3 separate regions of the Homo sapiens genome follow, and regions 1 and 2 are each linked to region 3. A link is a contact called in ENCODE Hi-C or POLR2A ChIA-PET data. All regions are on one chromosome and are shown on one strand. Each heading gives the region's core, a stretch centred on a gene start or an enhancer-like site at or near the end of the contact. The rest is flanking DNA. Distances are from core to core; before and after follow the strand shown. Region 1 holds the start of DNAJB5-DT (DNAJB5 divergent transcript). Region 2 holds the start of GRHPR (glyoxylate and hydroxypyruvate reductase). Region 3 holds the start of GNE (glucosamine (UDP-N-acetyl)-2-epimerase/N-acetylmannosamine kinase).

Region 1 (4,282 bases), core at 1,025-3,524, 1.3 Mb before region 3:
ACCACACTACAAATAACTCCCAGACTCACAGATTTATAGATGCACTCGCACTCCCAGCATCTGTGAACATGTAGAGTAATGGTTAACTTGGTTGAGTTAACCAAGTTAACCATTGGTTGGGTATAAACTACATGCCCAGCTCAGAACTAAGTGCACTACCTGTGTTACCTTAATTAACCCTCTCAACAACCCCCTGAGGCACCAATCCCCATTTACAAAGGAGATGAGGCATGAGTGTGGCGTGTAAGCTCACAAGGTGCATAGACTCCAGACCACACTGTCACAGTCCATGCCACACTGAGCACTACACACACGTGACACCCAGGACAATGGGACTGAGGGCGGGAACCGAGGACTAGGCAAACAGTGGAGTCTGTGCCACCAACACCTGAAGGCACAGTTCTGCACCCTCAAAGGTCCGAGCCTACACTTTAGCATTAGCAGGGGCCAGGTAAAGGCTGGTGACTAAACTCTCTGCCTCCGTGTTGGCACAGGCAAGGCTGGGGGAGGCAAAAGAGACAGAACTGGAATAGGAAGAAGTAGAGCCACCCACAGCCTGGGCCCCACAGGTGTGGAGGTGGAAGAGTGAGAGCCCCCAGATCTGAGGAGCCAGCAGCGGTGCAGGGCCCCTCACCCCACCTTACCCATCTCTGTGTCACACAGAGATGTCCATCCCTCCTCCCTCCCCTCCCCCTTCCTCACTCCTCCTCACCCCATCTCTGTGCCTCATCCTTTCATTACTCACCCCTTCTTTCCTCATCCCTCACCCTGCCTTCCTGCCCCTCCCCAGCCCTTCTTTCCTTATCCCCCACCCTGCCTTCCCTCCCCTCCCCAGCCCTCCTTTCCTCTGCCCTCCTTACTCCCACCCTATGGCTCATCTGCCCCATGCCCCTCCCCTCCTCATCCCCCTCACCCCATCTCACCATCCTCTCACCACCCCCTCTCCCTACCTCCCCCCCTCAACCCCATTTCCTCAAATTCCTCATGCTCATTTCCCCACATTCATCACCCATCTCTGCTCCCCTCCTGGCCCCCAACCCCACTTCCTTTCCATCCTCCTTTCACCCCAAGTCTCTTTCTTCCTTCACACCTCATGCCCCTTTACCCTTGGGAGCCCCATAGTGACTCCTGGCATGAAGGTAGGTAGTGAAGAATCTACAGACATGACTCCAGGACCCTGGCACCCCCCCCCCGCCTTGCTCTGCTCTTGGCCCAGGTACTCAAGCTGCAGTTTCTAGCAAGACCTCATGGGTGTCCAAACTCTGTCTCTGGAAAATAGGAAAGAAAGAAGTAAAGGGGAGCTTCCGGCCTGACCCTTCTATCATCATCAACCCCCCAGCACTCCCCTCCCCCACTTCACCCCCAAATTACTCCCTCCCCACCCCCGCTCCCTCGAGCACAGATGGGCCTGGGAGACAGTGACGTGGGCGCCAGGCACCGTGTCTGCTGGAGTGGCGGCTTCCGCTGGCGACCGCCTCCGCAGCCCCGCCTGCTCCCTGCATCGGGGACACTGGGGCTGAGATCTAATGACTTAATGGGGGGTGGGGGAGACTAGAGATTCTGAGGGTGTTAAGGAAGGGGATCTTGGGGAGTGAGATGAAAGATGAAAGGGGAGAGCTAGGATAGGAGATCGGGGTGTAAAGAAAGAACCAAGAATAAGACAAAAGGGATCACTGCGGGAAGGAAGACAGGAGATCATCTAGGGCCAAGAAGGAAAGGGCTAAAACACAGGCACTCCAGGGGGAAGCAGGATGAGAGACTGATTAGAAGAGGGACTGAAATGGAGACCGCGGGGTCGCTGAAGAGGGGCGCGAGGATGAGGGGCTGTACAGAGGGTGGGCGGGGGAGATTCCTGGAGGCACCGGCCTGGGCAGAGCCATCCGTTTCCCTCGGGGGAGAGGTCCGGGGGGCTCTGAAACCCGGCATCCGTGGGGTCTGTTAGAGATTCCGTTAGGTCACATCAGGCCACCGCGGGGTCAGGATAAGGTAAAGCTAAATGAGGTCAGCTTGAGGTGGTTACACCGTTGGCTGAAAGGCGAGTAAGAAGTGCTGACCTTTTGGCCCCGGTCCAGGGACTACACCTCCCAGAGTGCACTGTTCTCTCCCTCTTGCCCCCCAATGAAGAAAGGAAAGAATGCACGGCCGCACGGCCAACTGGTGGGTACAGTTTTCCTTTAAGGCTGCCTTTGACGTCGCAAGGGTTCCAGAAGGTTCTCCTGGGATTCGAGCAGTGGCCAGTACGTCCCACCTTCTCAACCCGGAGATTGGACTAATATAGTTTGCCCCCGGGCTCGGGTCTGAGTCTCAGGCACGAACCAATAAAATCAAAGGGCGAGCGAGGTTGCCGCCCTCTGTCTTTTTCACCAATGGCACGACAAGATGGCAAAGAGGCGTGGTTGAGTGATCCCAGAGGGCGCCAATCAGATCCACACCAATCACTGCCTGGAATGTGTGCGCGTGTGGCCGGGTGACAGGGGCGGAGGATGGGCGGCTATCACCAAGCCGCTTGTTGAAAACTGCCCAATCACAGTGGAGGCTGAGCTGAGTGACAGGAAGACGGTTCAATGGGCGGCGCGGAGGCGGAGCCGTGGGGGCGGGCTCCCGGTCCCGCTATCGGCGGCCGGCGGGCAGGCGACTCCTGTCCCGGGTGGAGGCGGCGGAGCCGGAGCCGGGGGAGGGGGCAGCGGCTGTCTCACGGACCACGGCGGCGCCCGCAGCTCCTCACCGGTGAGGGCGCCAAGCCAGGACTCGGGGGTCCCGGGAGCGGGGCGTCGTGAAGCCAGGGCTCCTGGTGTTGGGGGGTTGGGACACTGAGGGCCCGTAGGCTCTGCTGCCTTGGGGATGCGGGGCCCCGGGGTCTGCAGGGTGCTCGGAGTCCTAGACCAGGGCTTGGCTGTCACAGGGGGCAGCCAGCGTCTGAGTCGGGGAGGGGAGGGGAGGGGAGGGTCGAGTCGGACCGGACCAGATTGGGTTCTGTGGGGCGGAGGCATCTGTGAGCAGACCAGCCAGCCAGCGCGGGTGACATCACCGACCACCCTCCCCCGCCCGAGCCCCCTCCCCTCCTCTCCTCGCCGCGCCTTTTGTCCCGGCCGAGCTCCGCTCTGCCCCGCCCATCTGCGAGGGAGGAGACTCCCGTCAGTGACTTCATTGAGTAGGTTCTTGGGGATTGGGGTCGGGTCCTCCCCAGTGAGAGGCGACAGGAGCTCACTGCCTCTCGGGCCCTCACAATCACACCTGTCACAGGTATACACGCTGCCACTCACAAACACACGCTTGCACTCCCAGCCTCACTGACACGCTGCCATACAGCCGCTCACAGCCAGCCAGACACTGCTGCACCTGAGAGCAGGTGGCCGCGGGTCTTCTCCCTTCACTCTCCACATTTGGGGATCAGGTCCGGCACCTGCTGCGCCAGACAGGCCTTGCTGGGCACGCGCCTCTGAGAGTCCAAGGAGGTGGCTTCCAGAGCTGCAGCACTTCAGGCCGGCTCCGGTGGAGCGATCAGAGGTGAGGGGCTTGGCTGGGCATGTTTAAGCGCACAGTGCTCTCCTGCCCACCCCCAGCAGCACCCCCACTGCAGGCCCGAGGAGCTTTCCGGAGCTTCCCACACTCCTGGGGAGAAGACTTCTTAGCCAGCTTGATGTTTAAAATTCAGCTGGAGCCCTTAAAACTTCGAGCGTGGACGCTGAATGGGTTTGTAAAGTTTCGGTAAGTCCCTCCGGAGAAGGGCACTCACACCCATACCCAGTCAAACCCTCCACGCGGCCATCCCCTCCATTGCCTTCCTGCTTCCTCCAACTCATCCTCATCCCCTCTGTGACATACAGGAACCCCCCTCCGGCCTCACCCACATATTTGAATGAATTGCACCCCTTATCATTCCTTTTCTCAAACCCTTCAGGTATCCATTTTCCACAGACATTTCCTCCATTATTTCAACTCTCCACATTCCTCCCTTTCAACCCATCATTAACCCATTTTCCACCTCAGCCATTTCCATCTGTCACTCATCCCCCTCCATCAGTACCTCATTTTCTGTATCAGCCATCTCCCCTCCCTGTACCTCAACAGTCCCCCTCGCCATTTTCTCCCCATTTTTCCTTCCTGCCTCTACCTTAACATCCTCCTCATTCTTCTCCATCAAAGGCAGTGCCATGCCATGGGGCTCCTTTGTCATTCCAACACGTGGCCTGTGGGTAGGGGGGAAGGGAAGGAGGGAGGAAAGCAGAAAGAGAAAAAGGAGGCAGATCCTGAAAGAGCTTGCCCTGTGTCTGCGGAGGCA
Region 2 (4,103 bases), core at 256-2,755, 1.2 Mb after region 3:
AAACTTTCTTATTGAAGTTGCTGATTTACACTCCTACCAGCAACGTATGAAAGCACCTGGTTCCCCAATGTATTATTTTTTACATTGGTATCTTGCTGTAATTTTAATATGCAGTTCTTTTGTGAGTCAAGTTGAGCACTTTTCATCTTTTGTTTTTTTTTTTTGTTTGTTTTGTTTTTTTTTGTTTTAGATGGAGTCTCACTCTGTCACCCAGGCTGGAGTGTAGTGATGGGATCTCGGCTCACTGCAACCTCCATCTCCTGGACTCATGAGCAATTCTCCTGCCTCAGCCTCCTGAGTAGCTGGAATTACAGGCATGTGCCACCATGCCCACCTAATGTTTGTATATTCAGTACAGACAGAGTTTCACCATGTTGGCCAGGCTGGTCTCAAACTTCTGACCTCAAGTGATCCGCCTGCCTCGGCCTCCGAAAGTGCTGGGATTACAGGCATGAGCCACCGCGCCCAGCCATACATTTAAAGGCCATTTTCTTTTCTATAAACTGTCCATTGATATCCTTTGCTTATTCAGATAAGCTGGGCATCTTTGTCTTAGGAACTATTTGTGCAATAAGTAAATCAACCCCTTGTCTATAAAATGAGTTGCAAATATATGGTATTTTTCCCGGTTTGTTGTCTTATGATTTTGTTAATTTTTTTTTTTTAAGATAAACATAAGCCTGGTATTTCCAGGCACCTGGTATTTCCAGGCAGTCTCCCATACAAGCCCTAACCAGGCTTAGTTTCCAAGATCAGATGCATTCAGGATGGTACGGTTAATTTTTCAATGGAGAATTAGTTGTACTCTTATGGCTTCTGGCTTTCGCACACATAGCGTATCACTTATTTATTGCTGCATAAAGAATTACTCCAAAATTGAACGGCTTAGAGCAACAGCAGTCAGTGCATTATCATCTCTTATGGTTCCGGGGTTGACTGGGCTCAGCCAGTGATTCTCCTAAAGGCTCTTTCTTGCAGTTTTAGCTGTAGTCAGGTGGGAGTTGGCCTGGAGTCACCCGAAGGCTTCCTCACTCATACCTCTGGTCATTGACGGTGGCTGTGAGCCGGGCCCCTGGCTGTGCTGTTGGCCTGAACACCTACACGTGACCTCTCTGTGTGTCCTGGACTTCCTCACAGCCTGGAACCTGGGTTTCTACCCTGGGCCAACCCAAGAGACAGAAAAAGTGGGGGCTTTCAGTCTCTTAAGGCCTGAGCCTGTGGAAACAGGACCCTGAGCGTGTAGAAAAAGCAGGGCTCCCATGAGGCCTTGGACGGGATACTGCCCCCTCTCCCCCGGGGCCCTGATTCCCCAGTGGCACGAGGCGCACCCCCCCACACACACACAAGGACACTGTGTAGGGTCACTGTTACTGTCACTCCCCGAGCACGCACAGTCACCGCTCAGCCGCAACCCGGCGCTCCCTCTCGCGAAGCCACACCCCCTGCGCACGCCGCGCGCGACGTCTCTCCCGCCCACTCCAGCCTGGCCCCGCCCCGGCCCAGCTACATTCCCGGGCCAGCTTCTGTACTGCCAGGTCCGGGTCGGCGGCTGCACTGCGGATGAGACCGGTGCGACTCATGAAGGTGTTCGTCACCCGCAGGATACCCGCCGAGGGTAGGGTCGCGCTCGCCCGGGCGGCAGAGTAAGAGCCTCGCGCGCCGTGGAGGAGGGAGCAGGGCGGTCCCAGGGACCGGAGAGCCGGGCGGGGCGTTTGGGCCTTGTGGCCGGCTGGGGCAGGCTTGGAGTTTTGGGGAGTCTCGGAGAAAGTTCTCTGGGGCCCAGTTCTCCTCTTAAGACGACGCTGGGACCTGCAGTTCCGGCTTTGGAGAGGGGAGATTGCCCCTGAGGCAAGGTCCAGGCTAATTCTCCACGCTCCCACAGGACATGTGGGGTCAGGGACATGGCGGTCACTGACCAGGCCCTTGGACGTTTGGCAGGGGGCTTTGATGACTCTTCTTCTTTATATTTACTTATCTTTTTTTTTTTTTTTTTGAGACAGTCTCACTCTGCTGCACAGGCTGGAGTGCAGTGGCTCGATCGATCGTGGCTTACTGCAGCCTCGACTTCTTGGGCCCAATCAGTTCTCCCACCTGAGCCTCCCGAGTAGCTGGGACTACAGGCGCAAACAATCACTACCGGCTAATTTTCTGATTTTTTTTTTGTAGAGATGGGGGTCTCACTCTGTTGCTCAGGCTGGTCTCAAATTCCTGGGCTCAAGCAATCCTCTTGCCTCAGCCTCCCAAAGTGTTGGGATTACAGGTGTTAGTCACCATGACTGGCCTGAGGACCCTTTAATTTTTAAGACAGGGTCTCACTCTCATCCAGGCTGGAGTGCAGTGGCACCATTATACCTCACTGCAGCCTCAACCTCCTGGACTCAAGAGATACTTCCACCTCAGCCTCCCAAGTAGCTGGGACTACTACAGGCATGCACTACCATGCCTGGCTAATTTTTTATTTTTTTCAAAGACGAGGGTCTCACTGTGTTGCCCAGGCTGGTCCTGAACTCCTGTACGAAGGGATCCTCCCACCTCAGCCTCCCAAAGTGCTGGGATTACAGGCATGAACCACTGCACCTGGCCCACCCTTGCTAAATGGAACCCTTTTTGTGGGCCAACCTTGCCAGGTGCTTCATATACATAAACTTTTAATCCTGGTAGCACTGTGAAGTCAGTATTATAATTCCCATTGCACAGATTAAAAACTGGAGGCTGGACTTAGGGTTAAGTTTCTTCCCAAAGCCATGCAGCTCCCAGGTGGAGGAGCTGGGGCTTGTACTCAGAAGTGTCTGACTGCTGTCTGATCACTGCATTTGATCAGGTTTGTGTTTCCAATGTTAGATAGGAAGAGGATGCAATCCAGCCTCAGCAGCCAGTTCTAGGGGCATATGAGATTTTCAAATTTTGTTCACTGCAACAAAACCTTTGCCAAGGACCCACTTTGTACTGAGCAGGAGAAGGTGGAAGGCAGCAACCGCGCCCATGGTAACAGTAGCTCACGCTGTACCCTGCTCATGGGGAGGTGGATGAAAGGTGGTCAGTGCCCTGGGCTCAGTCAGGAGGTGCAAGTAGCTATCCTGTGTCCTGCCACATAGAGGCTCCACACGTGCTGACTGTACTGAATTCCATGGCAAGGGCCAGGAGGCACCGTGCATCACTGGGACAAATATCTGGTTGCTGTGAGCTGCCGTGGAAGCGTTGGGTGGCCTTGACCTTATCTTTCCTGGCCCAGTCCAACTATGAGAGTTTTCTATTTCATGGACTCCACGGACAGGAAGAGATGCAACAGGCCATTGAATCCAGGCCCCCCACCTGAGGCACACCCTGCCCCCCACGGGCCTTCCCTGCAGTTGGCCGCCTGCTTGGCCGCCCAGCCCCTGTGAATGTGGGAAAGCTCTTCTCTGTGCTGACCTGAGAGCTGTCCCCATGCCTTCCCCCTTGCAGCTTAGGCTCTGCTGGGGGGCCCCTCAGCCCTTCACCTGTCACCTGCTGTCTCGGGACAGTTCTGAGACCACCCCTGCCTGACCCTGCCTCCCCTCAGCCAGCCCCGGGCAGCCTGAGGCCAGGGCCATCAGAGGCCAGGATTCCCAGCTGGGAGGGGCGGGGACAGGTGTGCGGCTCCTGCTTCTCCTGAGGGCCTCCCTTTCCCCGCAGCTGTGAGGTGGAGCAGTGGGACTCGGATGAGCCCATCCCTGCCAAGGAGCTAGAGCGAGGTGTGGCGGGGGCCCACGGCCTGCTCTGCCTCCTCTCCGACCACGTGGACAAGAGGATCCTGGATGCTGCAGGTGCACACTGGGTGGGCAGGGGACTTGAGGGTGGCTTGGCCCTGTGGGCCCCTCAGCCTGTGCTGCTGGCTCCTGGCTGCTCTGCAGTGCTGTCTGGGTTCTGAGGGCGTTTCCTGCGATACCAGGCCCGAGCGGGCAGATAGCTTGCTCTGGCACAGGCACTGCCCCTCCCTCCTGCTGTGAACCCCTTGGCGGGGGACCCTAGGAGGGCAAAGACCGCGGTGTGGAGACTGTGGGTGTGGGGAAGTGCATCCAAGGCCCTGGGTTCTCCAGCCCTGCCACAACCTTGCTCTGTGACCTCCAGCAAGACCCTGCCCC
Region 3 (3,973 bases), core at 231-2,730:
AAGCCGAGATGGGCGGATCACTTGATGTCTGTTCAAGTCCAGCCTGACCAACATGGTGAAACCCCGTCTCTACTAAAAATACAAAAATTAACCGAGCATGGTGGCAGGCGCCTGTAATCCCAGCTACTTGGGAGGCTGAGGCAGGAGAATTACTTGAACCCAAGTTCATCATTGAGAGAACCGAAAATCAAACCCTTGTCTGAATGACTTCAGCGCTCAGAACACTGTCCCACACCCAGTGTTTGCCTTGTGTCTGTTCATTCCATAAACATCCATGAGTACAAATCTTCCTCGAAAACATGATAAATCGCCCTTTCATCAGTGCAATGAGGATGGGACTCAAAGGAATAAGAAGGAAAGAGCTATATAAAGCTGTCTGAAAGTCAGGGCCCCATTCCGACGCTATAATTCGGTTTGGCTTCAACTGCGGCGCTCCTACAGTTGGGTTAACGAGTTACCTATACTGCGAAACTGTACCCCACCCCTCCTACCAGAGTAGTAAAAAATACGTTCTTGTGTTCTAACAATTTTACAAGCGTAAAACTGGGGGGAGGGGCCGGGCGCGGTGGCTCACGCCTGTAATCCCAGCACTTTGGGAGGCCGAGGTGGGCGGATCACGAGGTCAGGAGATCGAGACCATCCTGGCTAACATGGTGAAACCCCGTCTCTACTAAAAATACAAAAAATTAGCCGGGCGTGGTGGTGGGCGCCTGTAGTCCCAGCTACTCGGGAGGCTGAGGCAGGAGAATGGCGTGAACCTGGGAGGCGGAGCTTGCAGTGAGCCGAGATCGCGCCACTGCACTCCAGCCTGGGCGACAGAGCGAGACTCAGTCTCAAAAAAAAAAAAAAAAAAAAAAAAAAAAAAAAAAATTGGGGTGAGGGCGGGGAATTAACGTTTCTCAAATATACAAGGAAGCCCAGACTCAGAATGTAGACTCAGAGCAGGGAGGGGACCTTTTAGCCCAGCCTTTTCACGCCAGGACAGCTCGCCTGCCAGGCAGTTCTCCACCCTCTCTCGCCCCGCCCCGCTCCTAACGGGACAGTCAGCATCCCCCCTGATTGGACAGCACTGTTCCAGGGGACAAGTCAACCTGGGCCTCCCTCTACATCCCCTCCCCTGCTCATCAGGGCCCACCCCGAGCCACACGGCGGAGCCCTGAATTGGGCCAAAGAGGTGCCCTATGGTGAGGCCTGCAGGACATTGGGCGAGAGCCGGGTCCAGTGTGGGCCTCGGGGCGCGGTGGGGTGGAAAGCGGCCGGGGAGGGGAGGCCTGGGGCAGGAGGCCGGGGGAGGCGGCCCTGGGGGTGGGCAGGATGCTCTCCCGGAGTCCCACGCCGCCGCGCGGCTCTCACCAGACGCCGTCAGAGGCTCCCTCCCACGCCGCCACCGCGCTCCTCGGGCGAGGGACGAACCAAGCGCCACGAAGCAGGCAGAGCGCGAGCCTGCCCCTCGGTTTCCGCGCTCGGGCGCGCGGGTAGACGACTCGTCGCTCGACCTTGTCCCCACTCCTCGCTCGCCCAGCCACGCCCACCCGGAGTGCCGAATCCGCGATCGCGCCCTGACGCCACCCGAGAGAGCTCGCGTGATTGGCTGCTCCCGTCCCCGTCCCCCACCTTCCCGGCGGTATTTTGAGGCGCAGGCAGGGTGCTGACCAGCGGACCATCTTCCATGGCCTCTGCCGCGCTGGAGCTGCTGCGGGGCTGTCCTGCCAGCTTGTGCTCCCGCCCCGAAGCGTCCTCCTCCACTGGCGACACACGCACTGAAGCCCGAGTCTTCCCGCTGGGTAGTTGTTTTGGTCTTGCACCCAAGGAGGGATTTCTTGCGCCTCTTGTTCCCTCAGTTATTTCATAAACCAGGACCGCAACTATACTGTCGTGTAGCGCGGCCACCCCACAGCGGTCCCTGACGTTAACCCTTGCCGTGACTGCTAGAAGACACTGGTGGAGTGTGAATTGATGACCAAGGCATGGCAGAGCCTCTCTCATCTTTATAATCAGTTCAGCGGCGGCCTCCACTACAGGGAACTCCCAGCCAGTCCCGAGGCCTAGGGACATCCAGGGAGAAACGTGGCGGTGGTAAAGGGCTTGCGCAGCTCCTGAAGATAAATAAGACTTTGGGTTGCTGTTGTTTTTGAGACAAGGGTCTCACTATGTTGTCCAGGCAGCACTCGAGCTCCTGGCCTCAAGCCATCTTTTCTGGCTTCAGCCTTCTGAGTAGCTGGGACTACAGGACCATGCCACCGAATCAGGCTTTAAGACTTTTTAATGACCCTTTCAAATTTCTGAGTCACTCCCAGCATTTTAGGAAGCCAAGTGAGAAGGCTAGCTTGAGGCCAGGAGTTCGAGACCAACCTGGGCAACAGATTCCTGAGTCACCATTGACAAGAAACTTTGAATGAAGTTGATGATACAAAATATTAACATCTTTTTTTTTTTACAACCATTAAAAATTTACCACAGGTGAAACTAAGTCTAACAGTTCATTGAGATTTCTTGCTGTACAGCAAATTTCAAATCTCATCAAACTGCAGTTTGTGATGCATTTCAATTAATAATGAAGCTCTAATTTGTAAAATACTTATGAACTCTTAGTTCTCCTGTGGCTAGCTTGGAGCCACGAAAAGGTCACATTAGCCACAAAAGAAAAGACATTAAGGGATTTTTGCAAGGAAGTGCTATCAGATTTCTTTTTTGTTTGTTTGTTTGTTTTTGAGACAGGGTCCCACTCTATCGCCCAGGCTGGAGTACAGTGGTACGATCTCAGCTCACTGAAACCTCCACCTCCCAGGTTCAAGCAATTCTCCTGCCTTAGCCTCCCGAGTAGCTGGGATTACAGGCACACACCACCATGCCCGGCTAATTTTTGTATTTTTAGTAGAGACGGGGGTTTCACCATGTTGGCCAGACTGGTCTCAAACTCCCGACCTTAGGTGATCCGCCCACTTTGGCCTCCCAAAGTGCTAGGATTACAGACATGAGCCACCACACCAGGCCCAGATTTCTTTTTTAAATCACACTGGCTGCTCTGTGGAGAATGGATTGGTAGCAGTGAAACTCAACTGAAGTGGATGGATATGATGTTTATTTTGGAAGTAAAATTGATGAGACTTAATTATAGGTTAGATATAAGGGGATGACAGGGAAAAAGACTCAAGAATGACCTCCGGGCCAGGTGTGGTGGCTCACACCTGCAGTCCCAGCACTTTGGAAGGCAGAGGTGGGAGGATCGCTTGTGCTCAGGAGTTCCAGGCAACAGTGAGCTCGATCAAACCACTGCACTCCAGCCTGGGTGCTGGATCGAGACCTCATCTCTTAAAAAAAAAAAAAAAAAGAAAGAAAGAAAGAAATGACTTCCAGGTTTCTGCCATTAGGAATTGGGTGGTTGGTTGTGTGCTAAGATGAGAAAGGCTGGGAGAGTGACCTGGTTTGGGAAGAAAAAAGTAAAGTTTTAATTTAGGGCATGTTATGATTGAGATGCCTGTGAGCCACATGAAGCTATTAAATGTGCAGTGAGATATATGAATCTGAAGACAGACTCACCAGACTATAAATGGTGTATTAGTTTCACATATGCTGTAACAAATTACCACAAAATTAGGGTCTTTAAAACAACACAAATTGGCCAGGCGCGGTGGCTCACGCCTGTAATCCTAGCACTTTGGGAGGCCGAGGCGGGCGGATCACAAGGTGAGGAGATCGAGACCATCCTGGCTAACATGGTGAAACCCCATCTCTACTAAAAATACAAAACATTAGCCGGGCGTGGTGGCGGGCGCCTGTAGTCCCAGCTACTCGGGAGGCTGAGGCAGGAGAATGGCGTGAACCTGGGAGGCGGAGCTTGCAGTGAGCCGAGATCGCACCACTGCACTCCAGCCTGGGCAACAGAGCGAGACTCTATCTCAAAAAAAAAAAAAAAAAAAAAAAAAAAAAAAACCCACAAATGTATTATCCTACAGTTTTGGACGTTAAGGAT

The links. A loop is a pair of places that touch in the nucleus more often than their neighbours do. ChIA-PET counts read pairs that join two places held with the same protein, here RNA polymerase II (POLR2A). Pooled maps may share reads with other maps.
Region 1: a map of sigmoid colon shows a loop between it and region 3 (4-fold over the local background). The contact joins the promoter of DNAJB5-DT here to the promoter of GNE in region 3. A Hi-C loop is called at or near these places in 1 of 168 maps with a recorded cell type or tissue (sigmoid colon) and 8 of 50 pooled maps. POLR2A ChIA-PET finds 5 or more read pairs at or near these places in 1 of 52 experiments (Caco-2).
Region 2: a pooled map shows a loop between it and region 3 (5-fold over the local background). The contact joins the promoter of GRHPR here to the promoter of GNE in region 3. A Hi-C loop is called at or near these places in 1 of 37 single-sample maps with no recorded cell type and 5 of 50 pooled maps. POLR2A ChIA-PET finds 5 or more read pairs at or near these places in 1 of 52 experiments (activated CD4-positive, alpha-beta T cell).

The regions. Positions count from the first base shown.
Region 1 is chr9:34,987,105-34,991,386 of GRCh38, forward strand. It overlaps DNAJB5-DT (DNAJB5 divergent transcript), which reads right to left and starts at 2,275. Exons shown (of 2, transcript NR_109756.1): 1 at 2,055-2,275. DNAJB5 (DnaJ heat shock protein family (Hsp40) member B5) reads left to right here and starts at 2,641. Exons shown (of 5, transcript NM_001349723.3): 1 at 2,641-2,727; 2 at 3,395-3,708. The coding sequence starts at 3,527. RefSeq lists enhancers at 2,062-2,271, 2,826-3,755, 3,756-4,282 and silencers at 2,382-2,881, 2,396-2,544.
Region 2 is chr9:37,421,191-37,425,293 of GRCh38, forward strand. GRHPR (glyoxylate and hydroxypyruvate reductase) reads left to right here and starts at 1,506. Exons shown (of 9, transcript NM_012203.2): 1 at 1,506-1,643; 2 at 3,655-3,785. The coding sequence starts at 1,561. RefSeq lists enhancers at 852-1,477, 1,478-2,103, 3,778-4,103 and a silencer at 1,318-1,467.
Region 3 is chr9:36,256,968-36,260,940 of GRCh38, forward strand. It overlaps GNE (glucosamine (UDP-N-acetyl)-2-epimerase/N-acetylmannosamine kinase), which reads right to left and starts at 1,481. Exons shown (of 12, transcript NM_005476.7): 1 at 1,354-1,481. It overlaps LOC124902150 (a long non-coding RNA gene), which reads left to right and starts at 1,643. Exons shown (of 3, transcript XR_007061473.1): 1 at 1,643-1,784. RefSeq lists a silencer at 1,222-1,381 and an enhancer at 1,682-1,911.